Linked DNA regions of Homo sapiens: region 1 is linked to region 2. Evidence: chromatin loops called from intact Hi-C (ENCODE). Cell type or tissue: lower leg skin. All regions are shown on one strand.

Region 1 (8,000 bases), 260 kb before region 2:
CTTCTTCTCATTTCAGCCAGCCAGCAGTAAAGGAACAGCATGGGGAAGTGTTTGGGAGGGAGCCCTTTATTGTTAAAGGCATCATTGTGGAAAGTCTGAAGAAGCTGGATCAGGCAGCTCAGAAAGTGGTACAGTATATGGAGAGGACAGTGGCAAAGCAAAAATTTAGTACCAGGCACCGACTTGTGACTTGTCTGTTAGTCAGATCTGGAAGGGCTCAGGTTTGAATCTGGATTTTGCCACTTTCTTGCTATGTGACCTTCAGCAAATTACGTCCATACTCTAAGCCTTAGTTGTCTCCACCAAATACGAATAACACTTATTTTACAAAGTTATCAGAATTAAATGAGATCATGAATATAAAAGGCATAGCAGACTGCCCAGCATATAGAAAGTTCTTAATAAAATTTAGTTTCTTTCCCGGTAGAGTTTATTTTTCTTTCCTTCTTTCCATAGCATTTATCTAGCCGGCAGAGTGTACAGCAAAGCACATCCCAGGTAAGCGGCTTTCCTGGGTCTTCCAGCCTTTCCCCTCAACTTTTTCTGTTAAGAGATTACAACATATGAATACACCAGGAAATGACAGACACCACTGACTTCTTGACTGTGTGGTGTCTTTATCTGAGGAGCTTTGACCTCTAAACAGTTTTGGCCAGACTCTACTTCTACTGTGCAGATTTGCATAAGCACAATTAAAGCAGACTGAAACTAAAATGAATCAGTCTGGGAGAAAATAAAAATGTTATTTAGAATGGTAACTATTACGAGGTAACAGTGTAAATCAAGCGCATTGGGGTCATAATGGCATTTCTTTAAAATGAGTTTGAAAATGGTTTTCCGGGCTGGGCGTGGTGGCTCATGCCTGTAATCCCAGCACATTGGGAGGCCAAGGCAGGTGGATCACCTGAAGTCAGGAGTTTGAGACCAGCCTGGTCAACATGGTGAAACCTACTAAAAATAAAAAAATTAGCTGGGCATGATGGTGGGTGCCTGTAATCCCAGCTACTCAGGAGGCTGAGGGAGGAGAATTGCTTGAACCCGGGAGTAGAGTGCAGTGAGCCGAGATCATGCTACTGCACTCCAGTCTGGGTGACAGAGTGAGACTCTGTCTCAAAAAAAAAAAAAAAAAAAAAAAGGAAAAAGAAAATGGTTTCCTGGAGAACTAAGATATTTGTCACCTGGTGGAGATTTTTAGTTCACTTGTAAGTTGGAATTACTGTCCCTATATTTCTTCACTGTTTACTCCTCCCAGCTGCTTGCTTGCCCACCTCAACCCAAGTCTGTTGATGCAGCATCCCCTACAAGCAGAGAAAACATCTTCAGTTTCTCAAATAATCTCCTTCAGTAGTGTGAAAAGAGTTTGTAATTTAGTTTCCACTTTTTAATGATCAATATAAAAAATAACTAAAATAAAAATCACTGGGTTTTTTTCTTCCTCATTAGGTAGATACAATGCGCCCACGTCATGGGGAAACATGTCGGATGCCAGTGCCACATCACTTCTTCCTCAGCCTGAAGAGTTTCACTTACAATACTATTGGGGAAGATACCGATGTCTTCTTTTCCTTATATGACATGAGGGAAGGCAAGCAGATCAGGTGAGAGTCACTGGAAATTCTGGTGAGGTTCTATGTTAGGATGGTATGGGTCATAGGCATCTCTGGCCATCAGAGAAGACAGATGCACAGAAGAGGCAAAACAAGATAAAGTAACCTCATCTCATTAGCTAGGAGTTTTGGCCCCAATTCCCTGTGTGCCCTTAAGTCACGTAAACCATACCATGGGTGGCTGCCTTTTTTATGACTTTTTCCACATAGAAGCTCAAAATCGAGTCTTGGCTATCACCACCTCACAGAGAGAAAAGGATGCATCTATTTAATACCACAAAAAAGGCATAGGAGAAACATAGAACCAAACAAATGCAGCAGAGACACACAGCTCCAGAGTGCAGGAAGCCCTGGGCCTTGGCTTGCTGCATGTGGAAGAGAGGGTTTGAAGAAAAAGGGGGCTGATGGTGTCTTGTCTGGGCAGCCCATGAAAGGAGAGCATCTTCTGAGTTTCTTTTATATTGCTTGGGAACTTCTTGTGTTAGGAGTGCTTTATGGCTTTTACTTGCTTTAGTACTTAAAATTCGAAAGCAGATTTTTCACTTTTCCAATTATATATTATATGTGGGAAAATTAGAAATGGAAGTTATAACAGAATGCAAAAGAAAAACAGTTAATTTATATGCCCCACAGTGCCTCTGATCTTGACAAAAATATTAATACACTATGCTTTACTTTGGCATAGGAATAAAATGATGCACCCATTGATCAGGACATGTGAATTTTCCTTATCACCAATGGCTCCTAGTATGTGCCCTTGGGAAAGTTATTGTAGAGAAGGTAGTAGTGGTATTGATGAAAGCTAAAACTGTTGCATGTAGGCAAGACTACAGGCCAGGGCTGTGTGGATATAGATTCTGGCTGCTCTTCTTTTCCTACTATCCAGATGTTTGTAAACTTTATTTGTGTGTGTGAGAGTGTGTATGTGTGTGTAAAAATCCTTTCTTCAAGCTACATTTTATGAAAAAGTCCAATATATGAAACAGATAAAACTATTCCATTATTGTGGCCCAGGAGCAATGGCTCACGACTGTAATGCCACCACTTTGGGAGGCCGAGGAGGGCGAATCACGAAGTCAGGAGTTTGAGACCAGCCTGACCAACATAGTGAAACCCCATCTCTACCAAAAATACAAAAAATTAGCTGGGCGTGGTGGCGGGCTCCTGTAAGCCCAGCTATTCAGGAGGCTGAGGCAGGAAAATCGCTTCAACCTGGGAGGCGGAGGTTGCACTGAGCCGGGATGGTGCCACTGCACTATAGCCCAGCTGACAGTGTGAGACTTGGTCTCAAAAAAAAAAAAAAAAAAAAGATGGATTGTTGGCAAGATGGCTGAATAGGAACAGCTCTGGTCTGCAGCTCCCAGCAAGATTGATGCAGAAGGCGGGTGATTTCTGCATTTCAGCCGAGGTACCCGGTTCATCTCACTGGGACTGGTTGGACAGTGGGTGCAGCCCATGGAGGGCAAGCCGAAGCAGGGTGGCGCATTGCCTCACCTGGGAAGTGCAAGGGGTTGGGGAATTTTCTCCCCTACCCAAGGGGAGCCATGAGGTACTGAGCCTGACGAACTGTGCACTCTGGCCCAGATAGTGCGCTTGTCCCATGGTCTTTGCAACCCGCAGACCAGGAGATTCCCTCTGGTGCCTAACACATCAGAGACCTGGGTTTCAAGCACAAAACTGGGTAGCTGTTTGAGCAGGCACCAAACTAGCTGCAGGAGTTTGTTTTTCTCCATAACCCATTGGCACCTGGAACGCCAGTGATACAGAACTGTTCACTCCTCTGGAAAGGGGTGCTGAAGCCAGGAAGCCAAGTGGTCTGGTTTGGCAGGTCCCACCCCCATGGAGCCCAGCAAACTAAAAGATTCACTGGCTTGAAATTCTCACTGCCAGCACAGCAGCAGACTGAGATCGACCTGGGATGCTCGAGCTTGGTTGGGGGAGGGACATCTGCCATTACTGAGGCTTGAGTAGGTGGTTTTATGCTCACGGTGTAAACAAAGCCGCTGGGAAGTTTGAACTGGGCGGAGCCCACTGCAGCTCAGTAAGGCTGCTGTGGCCAGACTGCCAGATTTCTCCTCTCTGGGCAGGGCATCTCTGAAAAAAAGGCAGCAGCCCCAGTCAGGGACTTATAGATAAAACCCCCATCTCCCTGGGACAGAGCACCTGGGGGAAGGAGCAGCTGTGGGCGCAGCTTCAGCAGACTTTAGTTTCCCTGCCTGATGGCTCTGAAGAGAGCAGCGGACCTCCTAGCACAGCGTTTGAGCTCTGCTAAGGGTCAGACTGCCTCCTCAAGTGGGTCCCTGACCCCCATATATCCTGACTGGGAGACACCTCCCAGTAAGGGCCTACAGACACCTTATACAAGAGAGCTCTGGCTGGCATCTGGCAGTTGCCCCTCTGGGACGAAGCTTCCAGACGAAAGAACAGGCAGCAATTTAATCCATCTTGAGTTAATTTTTGTATAAGGTGTAAGGAACGGGTTCCGTTGCAGTTTTCTGCATATGGCTAGCCAGTTTTCCCGACACCATTTATTAAATAGGGAATCATTTCCCCATTGCTTGTTTGTGTTAAGTTTGTCAAAGATCAAATGGTTGTAGATGTGTGGTGTTATTTCTGAGGCCTCTCTTCTGTTCCATTGGCCTATATATCCGTTTTGGTACCAGTAACACGATGTTTTGGTTACCGTAGCCTTGTAGTATAGTTTGAAGTCAGAGAGCATGATGCCTCTGGCTTGGTTCTTTTTGCTTAGGATTGTCTTGGCTATGCAGGCTCTTTTTTGGTTCCATATGAAATTTAAAGTAGTTTTTTCTAATTCTGTGAAGAAAGTCAGTAGTAGCTTGATGGGGATAGCATTGAATCTATAAATTACTTCAGGCAGTATGGCCATTTTCATTATATTGATTCTTCCCATCCATGAGCAAATGGAATGTTTTTCCATTTGTTTGTGTCCTCTCTGATTTCCTTGAGCAGTGGTTTGTAGTTCTCCATGCAGAGGTCCTTCACATCCCTTGTAAGTTGTATTCCTAGGTATTTTATTGTCTTTGTAGCAATTGTGAATTGGAGTTCACTCGTGATTTTGCTCTCTGCTCATCTATTATTGGTGTATAGGAATGCTTGTGATGTTTGCACATTGATTTTGTATCCTGAGACTTTGCTGAAGTTACTTATCAGCTTAAGGAGATTTTGGGCTGAGACGATGGGGTTTTCTAAATTTACAATCATGTCATCTGCAAACAGAGACAATTTGACTTCCTCTCTTTCCTTTATTTCTTTCTCTTGCCTGATTGCCCTGGCCAGAACTTCTAATACTATGTTGAATAGGAGTGGTGAGAGGGCATCCTTGTCTTGTGCCAGTTTTCAAAGGGAATGCTTCCAGCTTTTGCCCATTCAGTATGATACTGGCTCTGGGTTTGTCATAAATAGCTCTTACTATTTTGAGATATGTTACATCAATACCTAGTTTGTTCAGAGTTTTTAGCATGAAGCAGTGTTTAATTTTATCGAAGGCCTTTTCTGCATCTATTGAGATAAACATGTGGTTTTTGTCATTGGTTCTGTTTATGTGATGGATTACGTTTATTGATATGCATATGTTGAACCAGCCTTGCCTCCCAGGGATGAAGCCAACTTGATCATGGTGGATAAGCTTTTTGATATGCTGCTGGAGTTGGTTTTGCCAGTATTTTATTGAAGATTTTTGCATCGATGTTCATCAGGGATATTGGCCCGAAATTTTCTTTTTTTGTTGTGTCTCTGCCAGGTTTTGGTATCAGGATGATGCTGGCCTCATAAAATGACTTAGGGATGATTCCCTCTTTTTCTGTTTATTGGAATAGTTTCAAAAGGAATGGTACCAGCTCCTCTTTGTGTCTGTGGTAGAATTCGGCTGTGAATCTCTCTGGTCCTGGGCTTATTTTGGTTGGTAGGCTACTAATTACTGCCTCCATTTCAGAACTTGTTGTTGGTCTGTTTAGGGATTCGACTTCTTCTGGGTTTAGTCTTGGGAGGTGTGTGTCCAGGAATTTATCCATTTTTTCTATATTTTCCTAGTTTATTTGTGTAGAGATATTTATAGTATTCTCTGATGGTAGTTTGTATTTTTGTGCAATAAGTGGTGATATCCCCTTTATCATTTTTTATTGTGTCTATTTCACTTTTCTCTTTTCTTCTTTATTAGTCTGGCTAGAGGTCTATTTTGTTGATCTTTACAAAAAAATGAACTCCTGGATTCATTGATTTTTTTGAAGAGTTTTTTGTGTCTCTATCTCCTTCAATTCTGTCCTGATCTTAGTTATTTCTTGTCTTCTGCTTGGTTTTGAATTTGCTTGGTCTTGCTTTACTAGTTCTTTTAATTGTGATGTTAGGGCATAGATTTTAGATATCTCCCACTATTATTGTGTGGGAGTCTAAGTCTCTTTGTAGGTCTCTAAGAACTTGCTTTATGAATCTGGGTGCTCCTGTATTGGGTGCATATATATTTAGGATAGTTAGCTCTTCTTGTTGTATTGATCCCTTTACCATTATGTAATGCCCTTCTTTGTCTTTTTTGATCTTTGTTGGCTTAAAGTCTGTTTTATAAGAGACTAGGATTTCAACTCCTGCTTTTTTTTTTTTTTACTTTCTATTTGCTTGGTAAATATTGCTCCATACCTTTCTTTTGAGCCTATGTGTGTCTTTGCATGTGAGAATGGTCTCCTGCTGGGTCTTGACTCTTTATCCAATTTACCAGTCTGTGTCTTTTAATTGGATCATTTAGCCTGTTTACATTTAAGGTTAACATTGTTATGTGTGAATTTGATCCTGTCATTATGATGCTAGCTGGTTATTTTGCCCATTCGTTGATACAGTTTCTTCATAGTGTGGATGGTCTTTACAATTTGGTATGTTTTTGCAGTGGCTGATACTGGTTTTTCCTTTCCATATTTAGTGCTTCCTTCAGGAGCCCTTGTAAGGCAGGCTTGGTGGTGACAAAATCTCTCAGCAATTGCTTGTCTGTAAAGGATTTTATTTCTCTTTTGCTTATGAAGCTTAGTGTGGCTGGATATAAAATTCTGGGTTGAAAATTCTTTAAGAATGTTGACTAGAGCTTCAACCACAGCCCTCCTTGGGGTATTAAAAAAGCCTGGAACTGACAACACCAGAATCCAGAATCTCCCAGTTTCTTAATACCAACTTGATGGTGGAATTTGCATTGTCTAGTGCAAAATGCAGCCCTTTTAACATTTACATTTGATCTTTATCTTCTGGTTATACAGATTACTTTATCTAATTTTACCTGTTATTTGTTTTAAAGCTTTTCACCCCATCTTACCCAACTTTTAGTGGAGAAAGGTAATACTCAAAAGCTCTCTCAATTCTTATAACAGCATATAAAACATTTCATGCTCATTAAACTAACACCCTTCATTCTCTCATTCTTTTCAAATGTCAATCCTTAAGTGACATAAATAAGGTTAGCAAAAAAAAAAAAAAAAAAAAAAAAAGAATGTTGACTATTGGCCCCCATGCTCTCTGGCAAAAAAAAAAAAAAAAGAATGTTGACTATTGGCCCCCACGCTCTCTGGCTTGTAAAGCTTCTGCAGAGAGATCCACTGTTAGTCTGATGGGCTTCCCTTTGTGGGTAACCCGACCTTTTCCTCTGGTTGCCTTTAACATTTTTTTCTTCATCTCAACCTTGGTGAATCTGACGATTATGTGTCTTGGGGTTGCTCTTGTGTCTTGGGGTTGCTCTTCTCAAGGAGTATCTTTGTGGTGTTCTCTATATTTCCTGAATTTGAATGTTGGCCTTTCTTACTAGGTTGGGGAAGTTCTCCTGCATAATATCCTGAAGAGTGTTTTCCAACTTGGTTCCATTCTCCCCGTCACTTTCAGGTACACCAATCAAACATAGGTTTGGTTTTTTCACATAGTCCCATATTTCTTGGAGGCTTTTGTTCATTCCTTTTCTTTTCTTTTTTTTTTCTCTAATCTTTTCTTCACACTTTATTTCATTAAGTTGATCTTCAGTCTCTGATATCCTTTCTTCCACTTGATCAATTCGGCTATTGATACTTGTGTATGCTTCACGAAGTGAAGCTGTGCTGTGTTTTTCTGCCCCATCAGGTCATTTATGTTCTTCTCTAAACTGGTTATTGTAGTTAGCAATTCCTCTAATCTTTTTCAAGGTTCTTAGCTTCCTTGCATTGGGTTAGAACATGCTCCTTTAGCTTGGAGGAGTTTGTTATTACCCACCTTCTGAAGCCTACTTCTGTCAATTCACCAAACTCATTCTCTATCCAGTTTTGTTGCCTTGCTGGTGAGGAGTTGTGATCCTTTGGAGAAGAGGCGTTCCGGTTTTTGGAATTTTCAGCCTTTTTGCACTGGGTTTTCCTCATCTTCGTGGATTTATCTACC
Region 2 (8,000 bases):
TGACTGAGCATAGATCTACTGACACCAGTTGTGATTTTCTTATTTATTCAGCACAACTCAGAGGCTCTAGGAGTAGTCAACATACACTATAGGCTGAATCCCATAGAGATGTGTTCTCAGATGATCTAAATGAAGCTGCCCTGATGTGTGGGCCCTGGAGCAGTTGAGACCTAATTGCTAATCGCTGATCACCCCCAGTTCCAATATCTTTAACTAAAGTTCACTGTCCACAAGCCTCAGCAAGTAGCTGGGAAAATTCCCTTTGATATGTTTGGGATCCTGTCTTCTTGGAGAAATTGGGTTAGCCAATGAGCAATAACAAGCTTGTTATCACATCAAAGGTCAACCGGGCTTAATAGCTCCTTTAAAAAAAGCTAGTCTGCTAGCGGCAGAGTCCAGGCTAACCACATTGCAGAAGTAAGGCAGGTCAACTTGCACTTTTCTTGGGCAGTAATCATTCTAGGCTAGAAGGAAAAACGATCTGTGTGAGCACTGGCAATATGACAGGGACAGCAAGCTCACTGCCTAATTGTGATCCCCAGGAAGGCTCTAACTCTATTCCACAGGAGTGTTTCTAGTAGCAGAATGGGAATGAGTAGAGAGACTTTTTTTTTTTTTTTTTTTTTTGAGACAGAGTTTCACTCTTGTTGCCCAGGCTGGAGTACAATGGCACGATCTTGGCTCACCGCAACCTCCACCTCCCAGGTTCAAGCGATTCTTCTACCTCAGCCTCCCGAGTGGCTGGGATTACAGGCATGCGCCACCATGCCTGGCTAATTTTGTATTTTTTAGTTGAGACGAGGTTTCTCCATGTTGGTCAGGCTGGTCTCGAACTCCTGACCTTATGTGATCCGCCCGCCTCGGCCTCCCAAAGTGCTGGGATTACAGGCGTGAGCCAATGCGCCCAGCCAGGAATGAGTGGAGAGACTTTCTTAAGAGGACTGGGCCTCCTTCATCTCTAGTGACCATCCAGCCCAGGCATTTTAGAAGTGGCATATTTGCTAGCCCCATCAGCATAGATCATATAAGAATAATGGAAGTGGTGGAAGTCAGCAAAAGAAGTAGAAGCAATTGTACAAGAACTAGAAACCAAAAGCATTTCCAGAAAGTCCTTTGACAAACTAATGATTCTGGTCTTGTAACTTGCCTTTTTCTCATTTTATCTTTTCAAATTATGCTTTCTTGTCATTTTCTTCTTCCTGTATAGATCCACAATTTGTACATCAAAAATGAAATTTCACTATAAAACATCATTATTTTGGATATTACAGAATCAGGCCCTGGTATCCCCTGTTTCTGTTCTGCCAAGCAGGAATGCTCCATCGTAGTCCAACCTGTTTCCCACCCTTTCATGCTCATGTCACAGGACACATTAGTGTCTCAGGGTTGTTGGAGCTTTCTGACAGGTAGGACCTGGCATAAAACCTGCATCTAAGCCATCCACATCATGCTCACAAGTAACAGTCCAAATGTTCAAATGTGGTTTCAAAGACCCTGGGAATGGAGGAAAAATAACAAGAGGTGTTAGGAAATATCACCCATCAATCGATTCCCATCTCCACACAAGATGCAATCTCAACGAGAGGCATAATGCATGTATAATTCATGCATACAAATTTCCTCAGCCAACCCACATGCTACCTTCCCTTATTTCAGCTGCTCAGTTCATCTGTGGCAGAATAATAAGTCCCAGTGGAGGTAGCTCTTTGCCTTGCCCATGGTGGGAATCAGGTACAAAGCAGTGGGGGCCAGATCTGTCTTTTGTGGGGATGCTGGAGCTCTTGCCCAAGTGAATATGAAACCAACAGTCAGCCTCAAGGTCAACACTGTGTGCGTTCTTCCTGCTGGGCCTTCCCCAGAAGGCTAGGCTACTCTCCTACCATCCCTGAATGCACAGGCCATCTATTACTTTAGCTCTATCAGCTTGGTTTCTCTGGGCCATCTGCCTGCCTCGCCTCACAAATGTGATTATCTATTAATCTGCAAAGAGTCAGGAAAACATCCAACCCTCCCTTCTTGAGGGAATTTATATTTCTCATTTGACCCATGAACAGACGTTGATGAGGGTTGTACATATGAATGATATGAAAAGGCTAGTTCTTCACAAGTACTTTCTTTGTCAGTTTTATTTATCAAGCAAAAGATGTAGAAATATCTCTGTCCTTTGACTACTGGTCTGTTCCACTGGAGAGGCCAGCCTGCTCCTCCTGACCTTAACTTTCTTCCTAGCGTTAATCAGAATCAGAATCCCTTCCATTCTGATTCATCCAGACACATGGCCCAGTCTGGGTGCAGTGGCTCATGCCTGTAATCCGAGCACTTGGGAAGGCTGAGGCGGGTGGATCACCTGAGGTCAGGAGCTCGAGACCAGCCTGGCCAACATGGTGAAACCCCATCTTTGCTAAAAATACAAAAATTAGCCAGGCATGGTGCCAGATACCTGTAATCCCAGTTACTTGAGAGGCTGAAGTGGGAGAATCACTTGAACCCGGGAGGCATAGATTGCAGTGAGCCCAGATTGCACCACTGCACTCCAGCCTGGGCAAGAGAGTGAGACTCTTATCTCAAAAAAACAAAAAAACAATACAGACACATGGCCCAGCCTTAGCCAAGTTCTCCCATAGTGAGAGAGGAAGTAAAAATGAGACAGAAATCCTATTTCAAGAAGATCAGGGTCTTACAAGGCCTGCCCTGTGATTAACCCTGTCCCAGGAAGCATATGGCTGGCCCTGTGACGCCTCTCTCTCTCTTTCTTCCTTTGAAGACATGCCAAGAGGGGCTGGCAGTGCCTGATACCATTTTGTTGAAATGGGTCTGGCTAGGCAGTTGGATGGGCAGACTGCATCACCAGTGGGTTTCAGGGGAACTTCCTCCAGCCACCCACTCATGACCAGCTATGACATAGGCAGAGCAAGCAGAGTTGGGGGTGCCTTGTCCACAAAGAGAAAAACTGAGACATAACCAAAAGTAAATGTGACATAACATAAAGTTTTAAGAAGTCTGTACTTAGCATGATGTTTATTTGTTCTGCTGACATGTTTGCAAAGAAATTTGCTGCCAAAGGGTTACTAATGCAATAAACAGTTACTGAATACCTACTGGGCACTGGGCAACATTAGACTGTTTCTCCCAACTAATAAAAGTGATCCTTCAGAATCACACACTTGATCACCACCCCCCCCCCATTTAAAATTATTTGGTGGCACCCATAGCAATCACTCCTTGGTAACATTGGAGTCAGGGTCAGGGTATTCCAAGGCCTGCCCAGTGATTAACCCTGTCCCGGGAAGCATATGGCTGGCCCTGTGATGCCTCTCTCTTTCTTCCTTTGAAGACATGTCAAGAGGGGCTGGCAGTGCCCCCTCTGCCCAACTGCTTCTACCAGTTCTCTACACAGACACCTTCTTTCCAGCTCCACCTTTTCCTGTCTTGATTGTTGTTGCCCTGGTTGTCACGGTACCCACATAGATTGCCCTTCTCCACTCACACCATACCATACCAGCCTGACCTAGGTGGACCTTTCAGGACGTTTTTTTAACATAGCTTTTTCTAAAATCCCATCTCCCACCTTGCTCTCTTTCCTGCGTAAGGTTTTTCTTCTTCTTCCAAGCTTCTTGCAGCCTGTACCCTTCCCTTGGGGCTGCCACACCACAGTGTAATTCTCGCTTTGTTTTTCTTCTGCCTCCTTGAGTGCAATGCCCTGTGCCTGTCCCAGGGCCTGATACAGAGAAGGCTCCTAAGATATGTTTGTGCTATATGTAGCTACTGACTCCAGGGTGGAGGTGGGGGGCTACAAGCAAAGCATACATAGAGTGTGCTCTTCTGTTTGTGGCAGAACAAAGAATACGTGTGCCGTGGCCATGACTACGAGAGGCTGGAGGCCTTCCAGCAGAGGATGCTCAGTGAGTTTCCGCAGGCTGTCGCCATGCAGCACCCCAACCATCCTGATGACGCCATCCTACAGTGCGATGCCCAGTGTATCCTTTGATACTGGGTGGGAGGAGGAGGGCAGGGGCCCTGGGAGGTGAGATCCACCCAGTCAGCTGCCCCTTTACCACATTGCCAACCATACAGGTTTAGATATCCCATAGTCCTAAACCTGAGTGTGTCCTCATTGCTTAGCACACACTTAGCAAGGCACTAATACCTCAAAGAGGAAGCAGTGGCACGCCCTTAGCAGTGGGTGGTCTAGTTATCAGTGGGGCTTCAGGAAGGCCTTTATCCCTCAGGCTGGCTGCTTCCAACAGCTTAATCCTCACCCTGCCCTATGAGGAGTCTGCCCAGGCAGCCAGGAGCAATCACTGTACAGGGTGACTTGGGGTCCTATCAGGGCTCTTGTCACAGGGATACCACCTGTGCTGTGCCCTGCTCCACTCCCATGTGTACTATTGTTGTCCCTTCTCTTCATCAGGCGGACTGGGGCAGGGCCCAAGGATGTGTGGAGCAGGAGAAGATGAGGAGTTCCTTTGGTTTGGTGGCACTTGGAAGTCTGAATGGAAACACTGCCCTTCCCCTCACCTTTCACACACAGCTTCCTTGGGGACCACATGACAGTTGCCATGACTATGGCAAGCTTGTTTCAGAGAAGGGAGGGCAAGTGGACTCTTATCTGCTTTTTTTCCACAAAAATTTCAAACAGTATTTTATTTAAAAGTTGTTCTTCAGTAAATATGCTTTACCTATAGAGGGGAAGCCCAGACCCTTGCAGCCTTCTTTCACTCCCATGGGGTGGATGCCTGCATTCCCCTCTTTCCCTTTGTTTCTTAAAGGGGCACCAGAGAACACTTGGCTGTTGACATCTCACCTTGGCTGAGTGCTCATGAAACTCAACTACTAGAGCAGGGAGAGGGAGAGAGCAGATAGAGATTTACCTAACTGAGCTTGGGTCTGATCTGCCCCTAGAGATGCCACTGCCTCCCCTACTGGGCTGTCAGTAAGGAGCAGGGACTATGGTGCACTTCTCCCCTTTGAGGAGATGACAGGGGTCAGCCTCTCAGGCCCAGCTCTGGCAAGTCTGTGTTTCTCCTTCACTTCCTGCCCAGACTTGCAGATCTATGCAGTGACGCCCATTCCAGATTATGTGGATGTTCTGCAGATGGATAGGGTACCAGATCGAGTCAAGAGCTTCTATCGCGTCAACAATGTGAGGAAGTTCCGGTATGACAGGCCTTTTCACAAAGGCCCCAAGGACAAGGAGAATGAATTCAAGGTGAACAAATCTAGGAAAACGGGCAGTACACACAGCAAGTCCAGGGGCAAGCTCAACTTCCTTGGGAACTCACCACTGTTTTATCCCTCAGGTAGGCAGGGTGTGGCAAAACTTGCCTAACTGCCCATACCTGCCTGTTCCCTCCCTACAGAGCCTGTGGATTGAACGTACCACACTGACCCTGACCCACAGCTTGCCTGGCATCTCTCGGTGGTTTGAAGTGGAGAGGAGGGAACTGGTGAGACATGTCTCAGATGAAGCTGAGCTTCACAACTGCTCCATCAGCCCCAGCTCTGGGGGCCCTTCTCTAAGGACTAAAGAAAAAGAGAGCGTCGGCCACCTGCCTGGCCAAGGCTCCCACAGGTCAACCCTGTGCTAGGATCTTTGTGTACCTTCTCTTATCTAATCCATACAACACCCCTGAGCAGCAGGTATTTTCAACCTCCTACTTTACATATGAGAAAACTATTCTCTGAGATTCAAGAAACCAGAGTGCTCTGATTTCAGAACTAGTGTTCTTCACTATTTGCTGTACTTCCAAGTGCCTATAAATCAGACAACAGAAGTGGAAAGGGTCCAGGGAGTCTCAAGTTCACAGGAACAAGGAAGGGGAATCAATACCACAGATCTTAGACCCCAGCTCTCAGGAAGATGATGAGGGGTTATCATCATTTCTGGGATGACTCTGTGTGCTGTGTGCCCCTAGGTGGAGGTGAGCCCTCTGGAGAATGCCATCCAAGTGGTTGAGAATAAGAACCAGGAGCTACGCTCCCTGATCAGCCAGTATCAACACAAGCAGGTGCATGGCAACATTAACCTGCTAAGCATGTGCCTGAATGGTGTCATTGATGCAGCTGTCAATGGAGGCATTGCACGCTATCAGGAGGTAAGCTGTGGCCACAGGCCAAACCCATGCAGCCAGCCTGGCCAGGAAGGCGGCTCACAGGCTTCTCTTTTCAAGATTATAGTCTCCTTAGGTAGCCTTCCCTACATGCCCTCTCTTGACATGGTCCTGGAATGAGGCCCTAAGCTCCCTATCACTCCCTATTTCTTTGGCACAGTTTGGTAGGGCCTTTTCTTCATTTTTATTCTCTGAACTCTAAGATGGGTAATCTGTAATCCTGATTATGGGAGGATGTTAAGTGCCCTCCAAGAGGAGCCTTGGAGCCCAGCCCGTCAGGAGAAGTGAGTTGTAGGCTGGATAAGAGGCTAGCCCCTACTCCCAGTCCACCAGTCCTGCCTGCCCTACCTAGGCCATCCAGGCTCCATGAGGGACTGGGGTCAGCATCCAGACTTAGATGGCTTGGCCACGTTCAGTCCTTCTCAGACAAAAAAACACACCTCTAATTGCCAGAAGTTCAAACAGGCCAGACTGGTGTATGTACCTATGAGGAGACAGCCTGGCTGCTTTTTAGGTGGCATTAGTGGACTCAAGTCTCCTGGGCCCCACTTAAGTAGTAGTCCTGGGAAGAGTCTTCCTGACTTGGCCTTTCCTTTCACAGGCCTTCTTTGATAAAGATTACATCAACAAGCACCCAGGAGATGCTGAGAAGATCACCCAGCTCAAGGAGCTTATGCAGGAGCAGGTATGTCTTGGAGGGCTTGGGAACCAGCAGCCAGGTGAGAAAAGCCATGCACTACAAGATGAGCAGTTCTCAGGGGCTACTCATGGTTCACAGAGTGGCCTTGTTTGTGACTCTGATAGGTTCATGTCCTTGGAGTTGGGCTAGCAGTTCATGAGAAGTTTGTGCACCCAGAAATGCGGCCTCTGCATAAGAAGCTAATTGATCAGTTCCAGATGATGCGGGCCAGTCTCTACCATGTAAGTTGATCCCTGTCCTGCCCCTGCTGCAGTAGAACCAGGTGTCACTTCCTCCAGACCTACGCCACAAACCAAAGGAAAATAGGAGAGAGGGAGCCTGGGCAGGGGCCGGGGTTGGGGAGAGAGGCTGTCCTCCCTACAGAGGGACAGGGGGCAAGGATGGATGCTATATCCAGGGGAAGGATGCTGAGGATCCTCCCACTCACTCACTCCCAAAGGAGGAGCCAGATTCAAGGGCAGGGAACGTTTTTCAGGGCACTGTGCTAGTAGACAGGTTTTCATATGTGAAGGAAGAGAGCTAACATATATGGCCCACATGTAGGGATCTTTTTGGAGATGTTTTTCATCCCAAGAACCTAAAGAGATAGGCATGGCCTGAGCCAGCCTTCTCTCCCCATCTCCCTCCTCCTCCTCTCTCCCTGTCCTTCTTCATTCTTTCTCCTCCCTCTAATCGTTCTCTTTTCCCTCTTTTTACTCTTCCTCCCAACTCCCTTTTCTCCCTCTGTCTCTCCCTCCCTCTTATTCCCAGCTTCCTCTATCATGTCTCGTGATCCAAGCTCACATCTGAGATAGCCTAGGATGAGCAGTACTTTCATGCTAGCAGTCCTTAAAGGAGTCAAGCAGGTCCTGGGGCTGGACCAGGCTCCTGAAAGTCTCCCTAACTCTGGCCCAGCTCTTCAGCCTCCACAGTAGGGTTTGGCCCAAGGACTTAAACACACAAACAGGACTTATATTCCAGGACCAGTATTCCTTGGCAGGGTCTTAGAGGAAATGCTGACTGGCTGAGGATAGAGCCCCCTATTCACATATCCAAACCTCATTTTCAACTGTGGGGCTGACTCCAAATGTTTTCTAAAGATCCCTTCCTGCTAAACAGGCTGGCTCCCAGATCTTAAGGGATATGAGCCCAATTACCTGCTGCTACCTGGCACCCAAGCCAAGTTCTCTTCTCATCACCCAGGACCACTG

Evidence for each region. Peaks named below come from ENCODE experiments on the same cell type or tissue, not always from the same donor. Only the 100,000 strongest peaks of a DNase experiment are listed, where the experiment ranks them.
Region 1: it touches region 2 in a loop (6-fold over the local background); 3 of 110 quality-filtered maps call a loop at or near these places.

Annotation. Positions count from the first base shown.
Region 1 is chr3:51,088,787-51,096,786 of GRCh38, forward strand. DOCK3 (dedicator of cytokinesis 3) reads left to right here. Exons shown (of 53, transcript NM_004947.5): 8 at 457-498; 9 at 1,444-1,598. Among named protein-coding and RNA genes, the nearest start is that of MANF, 290 kb to the right of the region's middle. In lower leg skin, no CTCF peak of the experiment used is centred here; no DNase peak of the experiment used is centred here.
Region 2 is chr3:51,351,047-51,359,046 of GRCh38, forward strand. It overlaps DOCK3 (dedicator of cytokinesis 3), which reads left to right. Exons shown (of 53, transcript NM_004947.5): 41 at 3,836-3,977; 42 at 5,043-5,209; 43 at 5,361-5,447; 44 at 5,916-6,095; 45 at 6,712-6,795; 46 at 6,915-7,031. Among named protein-coding and RNA genes, the nearest start is that of MANF, 30 kb to the right of the region's middle. In lower leg skin, no CTCF peak of the experiment used is centred here; a DNase peak (open chromatin) is centred at 3,955.